2 separate regions of the Homo sapiens genome follow, and region 2 is linked to region 1. The links are chromatin loops, found by intact Hi-C in ENCODE. Cell type or tissue: gastrocnemius medialis. All regions are shown on one strand. Links, peaks and the distances in the headings refer to the core of each region. The heading gives the core; the rest is flanking DNA.

Region 1 (6,460 bases), core at 750-5,749:
TTGTATTTGGTCCACCTTGAGTCAGATGCCGCTCTGCTTACTGAGTATTTTTATATTGGACTCAAATCATGATATGGAATCATTTGTAGACAGCAGACCCACCAAAATTCTGCTGCGCAGTGACAGCAGGGCAGATCACGGTGTTAACTGTAATCATCCTGGTAGGGAGAGGGTATTTATATACTATAGGACAGATGGAGAGTGTGTACTGCTTTCAGAGGTGGAATTGCAGGCTACCTGGGAGGCAATGAATTTCCGCAACCTCTCCAAAAGCAAAGATAGAAGACATGCCTTTCTATCTCTTCACCTCTGATGCATTCAGAGCTACATCATAATGTTGCACAAGGTCCCCTTTAAGAGTAGGTGTAGCCTGTTAGAGTCCAGGCAGGGCATATGAACATAGAACAAGTAACTTCTCCTACACTCAGTCGAAAGGCCACAACCTCCACACAGAAGGTGAGGTTCTTCCTGAGCACAATAATGTAGTTGCCAGATCTTCCACATGGCTGTATCAATGGGCTTGACTCTGGAGCCTTAGATTTGGGCAAGAACATTTAATCATCCCTTGAAGGACCACCAGCTAGGATTGTTACCATGAGAGAATATGGGGAGGAGCTATTTAAGAGGATCCAAAATGATGTGCTGCAGGGCTCCAGGCTCATTTTATTGTGTCAGTCTTATTTAAAGGTGTAAGTTTCTCAAGCAGTGACTAGTTCAGGGAAAAAGAAAAAAAATAAAGGCATAAGGCTCAAACAATCCTTTAACTGACCTCTAAGCAGGTAATAAATATTACTACTTTTTTTCTTATAGTTTCTTATTTTTTACCTTTTTTATGTTCAACTCTTTAGTCCACTTGAGATTTTTTTTCTGGTATGTTATGTGAAACATAAATCACATGGACACTTTTATATGGGGCACTGTCACGTGCAGGATTACAAATACCTGTTGTATTTATTCATTCAGTCATCCATTACCAGTTCAAGGCACATTGTTAGGGACCAGAGATGATAAACATCAAAAAGAATGTGCTTCTTAATCGGTAGCAGCTTATTGTCCATTTAAGGAGATCAGAGGTACATAAATTACTGTATATACAAAGCAGCATGTAAAAAGTGCCATGTGAGTGATGCGAACAAGAAAGAATATAAAATATAAGGATTGTTTTTTATTTTTACCTGAGGGCATATTAGGGAACTAGCAGTAGATTCCTTCTGCCTGGAATAAGAGTTTTCCCAGAAGAAGTGTCACTTGAGATGTACCTACAGGGACAGGTAGCAATCTTAATCATGACTTGTTGGATATAATGAACAGAAATCCTCTTGTATCATCTCAATTTAAAAAGGGAGCTATCCACTTATCTTGCTTCTAAGAATCTATTCTAAAAGTAAACTGGCTAAAACATATAATGACCTATGCACATAGCTATTTTTTATGGTATTACTTGCAATAGCAAAAGACTGAGAACAACCCAAATATTATCAATATGGGGCTAGTTTAAAAAACTATGATACATCCACATAATGGAGGACTGTGCATCAATAAAAAGAAAAGAGATGAAGATCTCCATGAAGCTCCAGGAAAGCTGGTTCAAAATGGTGCTTATGGTATACACCTTTAGCACAAGAAGCAGGAAAGGATATGAAAATGTATACATAAATGCTTATGTTTGTAAAAAGATACAATCGAAAGATAAACCCAAAATCAATAAAAATGTTAAACAAATGGAGAAGGAGGGAATAGAGTGAAGGGCATAGAAATAGTGCTATGGAGAAGAAATACATCGAGAAAGGAGGATAGGGAATGTGGGTGAGGGCAGAATTGCAATTTTATTATTTATTTATTTTGAAACAAGGCCTTGCTCTGTCACCCAGGCTGGAGTGCAGTGGTGCAATCTCAGCTCACTGCAATCTCTGCCTCCTGGGCTGAAGCAGTCCTCCCACTTCAGCCCCCAGAGTGGCTGGGACCACAGGCATATACCACCGCGCCCAGCTAATTTTTCTATTTTTTGTAGAGATGGAGTTTTGCTGTGTTGCACAGGCTGGTCTCCAAATTCTGTACTCAAGTGATCCACCCGCCTTGGCCTCCCACAGTGCTGGGATTACAGGTGTGAGCCATTGCTCCTGGCCAAGATTACAATTTTATTTTATTTTTTTGAGAGAGAGTCTCTCTGTGTCACCCAGGCTGGAGTGCTGTGGCGCAATCTCGGCTCACTGCAACCTCGCCTCCCTGATTCAAGTGATTCTCCTGCCTCAGCCTCCCAAGCAGCTGAGATTACAGGTGCCCACCACCAGGCCCAGCTAATTTTTGTTATTTTTGTAGAGACAGGGTTTCACCATATTGGCCAGGCTGGTCTCGAACTCCGGACCTCAAGTAATCCACCCACCTTGGCCTCCCAAAATGCTGGGATTACAGGCGTGAGCCACTGTGCCCGGCCGGGATTGCAATTTTAAATAGGGTGCTCAGGGCAGGCCTCGCCTAGAAGATGATGTTTGAACAAAACTCTGAAGGAGGGTGAGGGAGCCAACCAGGCAGGAAACTGCGGATGAGCATACCAAGCAGAAGAGCAAGTACAAAGGCCCTGAGGCAATAATGTGCCTGGCTTCAGGGAAAAACAAGGTTGGATGACTAAACTGGAATGAGTGTCAAAGAGCGTGGTGGAAAATGAAGTCAGAGAGATGGAGGAAAGATTCCTTACAGCCTGTAGTCAGTTGTGAAGACTGACTTTTACTCCGTATGACATAAGACAAGGCAGGATTTGAGCCGAGGAGTGACAGGACCTAACTTATATTTTGATGGGCTCTCTCTCTGTTTCTTGCATGTTTGCCATTTGCCCCCTTCCCCCTTATTCTATCTCAGAACCCCTGCTTACTCATGTTCTGTGTTCTCTAACATCAGTCTACATGTGGCGTTGGGTTTGGTGTTGTAACAACTGGTGACATTTCAGTTCATGTGACTACTATGACCTAATCACTCAGTCTCTCAGTGTCCCAATTCCAGATTCTTGGGTGACATAATATTAGACTCACATATTATTAGACTAACTAATATTAGCCCACCATGGTACAGCATGCTGAGGCTGGAGTCAGAAGTGAGCAGAATCCTGTAATATTTCCAAGAGGGAATATGGGCAGACAGGCAATGGTTAGCACATCAACTTCATCAAGTACTTCAAATATTTTGGTTTCTCAATAAATATATACATGAGTTAATAAATCTAGCATATTTAGTAAACAACTTATAATCCTACCTACTGTTGTAATGCTCAGTAACCACTTCAGAGTAACAGTAATAATAGATGACTTTATACTAAATGATGGCTTTACACTAAAACAGGTTTCTAAAACTATCTGTGGTAAGAACCAGTTTTCTTATTTGTATTTCCAAATAGTCTCCATAGGAGAATGATGTTTTTGTAAAATATGCTAAAAATGAATTCCTTGACAAATTAAATTTTAAAAAGATATGCAAAATTGAAAAAATTTTTTTTGTTATTAGATTCAACAGACAGAAGATTGCTACGTCAAATTGCTCTAGGTTTCTAAATGCTTAGTCTCAATTTCTGTACTGATCACACACCAGTAACAGTTCCATACTTTAAATAGCACTGTACTAAAACTCACTTATCTAAATAGTAAATTTTATAATAATGATGGTCAATTAATGGCATTTAATATTCTGAATGAACATTAAAGAATGTGAAGTTGTTTTGCTGTTTTACTTCTCTGACTTTTCTCATTAGATAAGCTAGTGTCTTGCATGTAGATTCTAATGGATATTTGTTATTGAAATATTCCTCTAGCTTAAGAACATATTTTCTCACATGAAAAACAGTGTGTAATTTGTTCCACTTAGATTTGCTAGTAGATTGCTGGGCACGGTGGCTCATGCCTGTAATCCCAGCACTTTGGGTGGCCGAGGCGGGCAGATCACGAGGTCAGGAGATCGAGATTTGCTAGTAGATTAACTCTACTGCTAAATATGACTGAAATCATTTCATTTTCTCTTGGGTTAGAAATGGGAGAAACAAGGAAAAAACAGGGATTATCTTTCTTAAATTTCAGAGACAGACAAAAAAAGTATTAACACTGATTTAGAGGGAAGGAAGCTTCTAAATACTCATCCTTCACTGAGATCTAAAATCCTGGTATTGTAATTGATTTGAGGACCATTTTCTTAATTTACTATTTAAGTGCTTAATTGGTATGCTAAATTTTCTATAAAGTGAGTTAAACTAATTCAAGCCCAATAGTTTATGGCTTCAACAACTTAAGACAAATTACATATGAGCAAGTTGTTTGCCCTTAAGCAGGAAAAACATCAAACAATACCCTACTTGCCCCTTTACTACAGTTTCTCTTTAAGGAACAGAAACAGAAAATTAAAAATGAGAGGCCATTAATGAAATTATTTCAAATTCATCATTTGAATACAATAAACAAATAAATCACTGGTTTACTTACAAGCTACCATTCTACAACAATCAGTCAGAGAGAAATTATAGAGTAAGTTTAAACTGGTAGCAGTAAGCCTAGATTAGTGATTCATCTCCTAAGACTCTATGACTTCATCATCCACAGAATTGTGGCTAACCAGAATTTCAAAAGCATGTATAAATATAATAAAAATATCTGAAATGGTTATCAAGAGTTCCCAGGGTATTCAATCCCCTTAGTTCTGCCTTAGAATTTTTAAAAAGTATCTGTAAGTGTTCCAATTTTTTTTATTCATACAGAATCAGAATACTTCAGATTCCCTCAAGCAGGAAAAACATCAAACAATACCCTACTTTCCCCTTTGCTACAATATTTCTTTAAGAAACAGAAACAGAAAATAAAAAATGAGAGTCCATGAAAAAATTATTTCAAATTCATCATTGCCAGGAATTAAATTGTTCTCCTTCATATAGATTATTGTGACACATTAATATTGTTTTCAAAATTACCTTTTAGAGATATCAATATTTTTCTTAAGAAAAACAATCTAATGGTAAATGTTTTCTAAAATACAAATTAATAAATATTCCCTGAATTCATTTGTAACAAGTGCTAAACTTATTGCCTTAGTCTATGTAGAAGGTACCACAGCTCCAGAGATGTTATCTATGGTGGATATCTATAGTTTTTTCTGCTTAGCTCTTCTTCCACACCTGCTTGTTAACAGGAAGACATTTCTCCATGGATCTCTTGCATTTCTGCACATCTTGTGATGTGACACTGGCTACTCTTGTTCTGCAATATCATTTCAGGGATGTTTACACAGCAAACAGTTTTGGAACAGAGATAATTTCTCCCTGTGCAGCAAACAGCAGATTTATTTACTATCCAATATAAAGATAAAGGTAATGTTTCCCTTCTGAGCAAAGGTCAGGTACTTACTGACAATTATAAAGATTTGGGTTCCCTAAGCTCGGAGTTTCTCACTGGTAACACAACCCACTGGGTGTATAAGCCCCACCTGGCTTTATTCATGTCTCCTTGTGGGAACCAGAGCAAATGCTGATACTCTGGGTACTATTGCTATGAGTGATACATTGTCCTTTGTCTCTAATGCAGGAATCTTGTGTCTTCTGCCATGAAACTTGAGGCAGGCTAACTTGATAGCTTGCAAGTAGGGCAAAATCCTTGAGTTCTCTACCTTGCACTAATTCCTGCTTTGAGTTCTTTCCAAGACATACCTATGCTTTTGCCCTTCAGCTTCCTGGGAGAACCATGTGTCTGCATATTAAAATCTCTCTTGGGCTGGGCACTCACACCTGTAATCCCAGCACTTTTGGAAGCCGAGGTAGGCAGATCACGAGGTCAGGAGATCGAGATCATCCTGGCCAACATGGTGAAACGCCGTCTCTACTAAAAATACAAAAATTAGCCGGGCATGGTGGCACGTGCCTGTAGTCCCAGCTACTCAGGAGGCTGAGGCAGGAGAATTGCTTGAACCCGGGAGGCAGAGGCTGCATTGAGCCCAGATGGCGCCACTGCACTCCAGCCTAGGTGACAGAGCGAGACTCCCTCTCAAAAAAAAAAAAAAAAAAACTCTCTTTTATTTAGGCTTAGGTGGTGTTCTGTTACTTATAATCAAAACTGCCCTGATATGGCCAACAAAATCTGTTTCTTTCTGAAAATTGGACAATAGGGGGAAATATCTGTGTGGTTTTCTAAGTGCTTTCATTCATCAAACATTTGTTAAGCAGCTGCAGCATTCCAGGTATTATGCTGGATGCTGAAGCTACAATAGTGAACAGCACATGGTTCATAGAATTTCAATTTTTGTAAGGGAAGTGGTATAAACAATATGTAAACCAATACATAATAGCTGCTAAGAATGAGAAGTGCTATGAAGAAAACAAATGAAGAATGAAGGCGGAGAGTAAAGAGGAAAGCTTCCTTAGATAGAATGAGTGGGGAAGGTGACTTTGAGGGAGTGGCATTTAAACTGAAGTCTGCAAGATGAGAAGGTGAAGGAT
Region 2 (5,000 bases), core at 1-5,000, 69 kb before region 1:
CAACGACAACATCAACAAAAAGGACCGCACAAAAGCCCCATTCAAAGGTCAGCAACCTCAAAGATCAAAGGTAGATAAGCCCACAAAGATGAAAAAGAATCAATGCAAAAACACTGAAAACTCAAAAAGCCAGAATTTGTATTCTCCTCCAAATGACCACATCTCTCCGGCAAGGGCACAGAACTGGGCTGAGGCTGAGACAGCTGAATTGACAGAAGTAGGGTTCTGAACTTTGCTGAGCCCAATGCAAAGAAGCTAAGAATCATGATAAAACAATACCGGAGCTGACAACCAGAATAGCTAGTTTAGAGAGGAACATAACTGACCTGATGGAGCTGAAAAACACAACATGAAAACTTCACAATGCAATAACAAGTATCAACAGCAGAAGAGACCAAGTGGAGGAAAGAATCTCAGAGTCTGAAGACTATTTTCTGAAATAAGACAGGCAGAAAAGAATAGAGAAAAAGGAATGAACAAATGTGGGATTATGTAAAAAGGCCAAACCGATGAATGACTGGGGTACCTGAAAGAGATGGGGAGAACAGAATCAAGTTGGAATGCATACTTCAGGATATCATCCAGGAAAACTTCCCCAACCTAGCAAGACAAGGTCAATAATCAAATTCAGGAAATCCAGAGAACCCTAGTAAGATACTCCGCAAGAAGACCAACCCAAAGACACATAATCATCAGATTCTCCAAGGTCGAAATGAAGGAAAAAAAAAAAAAATTAAGGGCAGCCAGAGACAAAGGCCAGGTCACCTACAAAGGAAAGCCCATCAGACTAACAGAGGACCTCTCAGCATAAACACTACAAAGCCAGAAGAGATTGGGGGGTCAACATTCAACATTCCTTAAGAAAAGAATTTCTAACCCAGAATTTCATATCTGGCTAAACCAAGCTGCATAAGTGAAGGAGAAATAAGATCCTTTTCAGAAAAGCAAATGCTGAGGGAATTCATCACCACCAGGTCTGCCTTGCAAGAGCTCCTGAAGGAAGCACTAAATATGGAAAGGAAAAACCATTACCAGCCACTACAAAAACACACTGAAGTACACAGACCAGTGATCCTGTAAAGTAACCACATAAACAAGTCTGCAAAATAACGAGCTAACATCATGACAGGATCAAATACACACATAACAATATTAACTTTAAATGTAAATGGGCTAAATGCCTCAATTAAAAGACACAGAGTAGCAAGCTGGATAAAGAGTCAAGACCCATGCTGTCTTCAAGCGACCCATCTCACATGCAAAGACACATACAGGCTGAAAATAAAGGGATGAATGAAAATTTGCCAAGCAAATGGAAAACAGAAAAAAGCAGGGGTTGCAATCCTACTTTCTGACAAAACAGACTTTAAACCAACAAAGATCAAAAAAGACAAAGAAGGGCATTACATACGGTAAAGGGTTTTTAATTCAACAAGAAGAGCTAACTATCCTAAGTATATATGTAACCCAATACAGGAGCACCCAGATTCATAAAGCAAGTTCTTAGAGACCTACAAAGAGACTTAGACTCCCACACAATAATAGTGAGAGATTTTAACACCCCTCTGACAATATTAGACAGAACATCGAGACAGAAAATTAACAAAGATATTAGGACCTGAACCCAGCTCTGAATTAAGTGGACCTGATAGATGTCTACAAAACTCCCCAAACAAAAACAACAGAATATACGTTCTTCTGATCACCACACAACACTTACTCTAAAATTGATCATGTAATAGTCCTCAGCAAATGCAAAAGAACTGAAATCATAACAGTCTCTCAGACCACAGCACAATCAAATTAAAACTCAAGATTAAGAAATCCACTCAAAACCACACAACTACATGGAAAGTGAACAACCTGTTCCTGAAAGACTCTTGGGTAAATAATGAAATTAAGGCAAAAATCAAGACTTTCTTTGAAACTAATCAGAACAAAGAGACAACATATTAGAATCTCTAGGATGCAGCTAAGGCAATGTTAAGAGGGAAATTTACGGCACTAAATGCTGACATCACAAAGCTAGAAAGATCTCAAATCAACAACCTAACACGACAACTAAAAGAACTAGAGAACCAAGAGCAAACAAACTCCAAAGCTAGCAGAAGAACTGAAGGAGATAGAGACAAGAAAAACCCTTAAAAAAACAAACAAACAAACAAACGAATTTAGAAGCTTTTTTTTTAATTAATAAAATAGACTACTACCTAGAATAATAAAGAAGAAAAGGGACCAGGCACAGTGGCTCACGCCTGTAATCCCAACATTCTGTGAGGCCAAGGCGGGCGATCACTTGAGGACAGGAGTTCAAGACAAGTGTGGCCAACATAGTGAAACCCCATCTCTACTAAAAATACAAACAAATTAGCTAGGCGTGGTGGCACATGCCTGTAATCCCAGCTATTTGGGTGGCTGAGGCATGAGAACTGTTTGAACCCAGGAAGCAGAGGAGCTTGCAGTGAGCCAAGATTATGCCACTGCACTACAGCCTGGGCGACAGAGCAAGACTCTGTCTCAAAAAAAAAAAAAAAAAAAAAAAAAAGAAGAATCAAACAGACACAATCAGAAATTATAAGGAGAATATCACCAGTGACCCAAGAGAAATACAAACAACCATCAGATAATACTATAAACACCTCTATGTACATAAACTAGAAAATCTAGAAGAAATAGATAAATTCCTGGACACATACACCCTCCCAAGACTGAACCAGGAAGAAACTGAATCCCTGAATAAACCAATAATGAGTTCTGAAATTGAGGAGGTAATAAATAGCCTGCCAATCAATGAAAAGCCCAATACCAGACAGATTCACAGCTGAATTCTACCAGAGGTACAAAGAATGGCTGGTACAATTTCTACTGAAACTATTCCAAACAATTGAAAAGGAGAGACTCCTCTCTAACTCATTTTATGAGGCCAGCAACATCCTGATACCAAAACCTAGCAAAGATACAACAAAAAAGAAAACATCAGGCCAATATCCCTGATGAATGTTGATGCAAAAATCCTCAATATAATACTGGCAAACTGAACCCAGCAGCACATCAAAAAGCTTATCCACCAAGATCCAGTTGGCTTTATCCTCGGGATGCAAGGTTGGTTCAACATACGCAAATCAATAAATGTAATTCATCACATAAACAGAACTAAAGACAAAAACCACATGATTATCTCAATAGACACAGAAAAGGTCTTCAATAAAATTCAACATCCCCTCACGTTAAAAACTCTCAATATACTATGTATTGAAGGAAATACCTCAAAATAAAAAGAGACACATACGACAAACCCACAGCCAATATCATACTGAATGGGCAAAAGCTTGAAACATTCCCTTTGAAAAGCAGCACAAGACCACGATGCTCTCTCCCACCACTCCTATTCAACATAGTTTTGGAAGGTCTGGTCAGGGCAATCAGGTAAGAGAAAAAAATAAAGCGTATTCAAACAGGAAGAGAGGAAGTCAAATTATCTTTGTTTGCAGATGACATTATTCTATATCCAGAAAACCCCATCATTTCAGCTCAAGAGCTTCTTAAGCTCATAAGCAACTTCAGCCAAGTCCCAAGATACAAAATCAATGTGCAAAAATCACTAGCATTCCTATACACCAAAAACAGGCAAGCGGAGGGCCAAATCATGAATGGTCTCCCATTCACAATGCTACAAAAAGAATAAAATACCTAGGAATACAGCTAACAAGGGAAATGAAAGACCTCTTCAAGGAAAACCACAAACCACTGCTTAAGGAAATCAGAGAGGAAACAAACAAATGGAAAAACATTCCATGCTCATGGATAGGAAGAATCAATATCATAATATCATGAAAATGGCCATACTGCCTAAAGTAATTTATGGATTCAATGCTATTCCCATTAAACTACCACTGACATTCTTTACAGAATTAGAAAAAAACTATTTTAAAATTCATATGGAACCAAAAAAGAGCCCCAATAGCCAAGACAATCCTAAGCAAAAAGAACAACGCTGGAAGCATCATGCTACCTGACTTCAAACTATACTACAAGGCTAGAGTTACCAAAACGGCATAGTACTGGTACAAGAACAGACAAATGGACCAATGGAACAGAAGGGAGAACTCAGAAATAAGACTGCACATCTACAGCCATCTGATCTTTGACAAACCTGACAAAAACAAGCAATGGGGAAAGGATTCCCTATTTAATAAATGGTGCTAGGAGAACAGGCTAGCCATATGCAGAAAATTGAAACTAGACCCCTTCCTTACACCTTATAAAAAATTTACTCAAGATGGATTAAAGACTTTAATGTAAAACCCCAAACTATAAAAACCCTAGAAGAAAACCTAGGCAATACTATTCAGGACACAGGCATGGGCAAAGGTTGCATGATGAAAATGCCAAAAGCAATTGCAACAAACGCAAAAACTGACAAATGGGATCTAATTAAACTAAAAAGCTTCTGCACAGCAAAAGAAACTATCATCGGAGTGAACAGGCAACCTACAGAATGGGAGAAAGTTTTTGCAATCTATCCATCTGACAAAGGTCTACTATCCAGAGTCTACAAGGAACTGAAACAAATTTACAAGAAAAAAACAAACAACCCTATTAAAAAGTAGGCAAAGAACATAAACAGACACTTCTCAAAATAAGACATTCATGGGGCCAACAAACATGAAAAAAAGCGCATCATCACTGATCATTAGGGAAATGCAAATCAAAACAACAATGAGATACCATCTCACACCAGTCAGAATGGCAAGAAACAACAGATGCTGGCTGGCGAGGCTGTGGAGAAAAAGGAACACTTAGACTGCTGGTGGGAGTGTAAATTAGTTCAACCACTGTGGAAGACAGCATGGTGATTCCTCAAAGATCTAAAAGCAGAAATACCTTTTGACCCAGCAATCCCATTACTGGGTGTATGTTCAAAGGAATATAAATCATTCTATTATAAAGATGTATGCACGCATGTGTATGTTCATTGCGGCACTATTCACAACAGCAAA

The links. A loop is a pair of places that touch in the nucleus more often than their neighbours do. Peaks named below come from ENCODE experiments on the same cell type or tissue, not always from the same donor. Only the 100,000 strongest peaks of a DNase experiment are listed, where the experiment ranks them.
Region 2: a loop joins it to region 1, with 1.9 times the contacts of the local background. A loop is called at or near these places in 4 of 110 quality-filtered maps.

What each region holds. Positions count from the first base shown.
Region 1 is chr4:48,328,277-48,334,736 of GRCh38, reverse strand. No RefSeq gene overlaps it. Among named protein-coding and RNA genes, the nearest start is that of SLAIN2, 10 kb to the left of the region's middle. In gastrocnemius medialis, for the core only: no CTCF peak of the experiment used is centred there; DNase peaks (open chromatin) are centred at 2,553 and 2,936; H3K27ac peaks cover 2,770 bases.
Region 2 is chr4:48,397,934-48,402,933 of GRCh38, reverse strand. The region is part of intron 6 of SLAIN2 (SLAIN motif family member 2); the gene reads right to left. Among named protein-coding and RNA genes, the nearest start is that of SLAIN2, 59 kb to the right of the region's middle. In gastrocnemius medialis, for the core only: no CTCF peak of the experiment used is centred there; a DNase peak (open chromatin) is centred at 2,373; H3K27ac peaks cover 475 bases.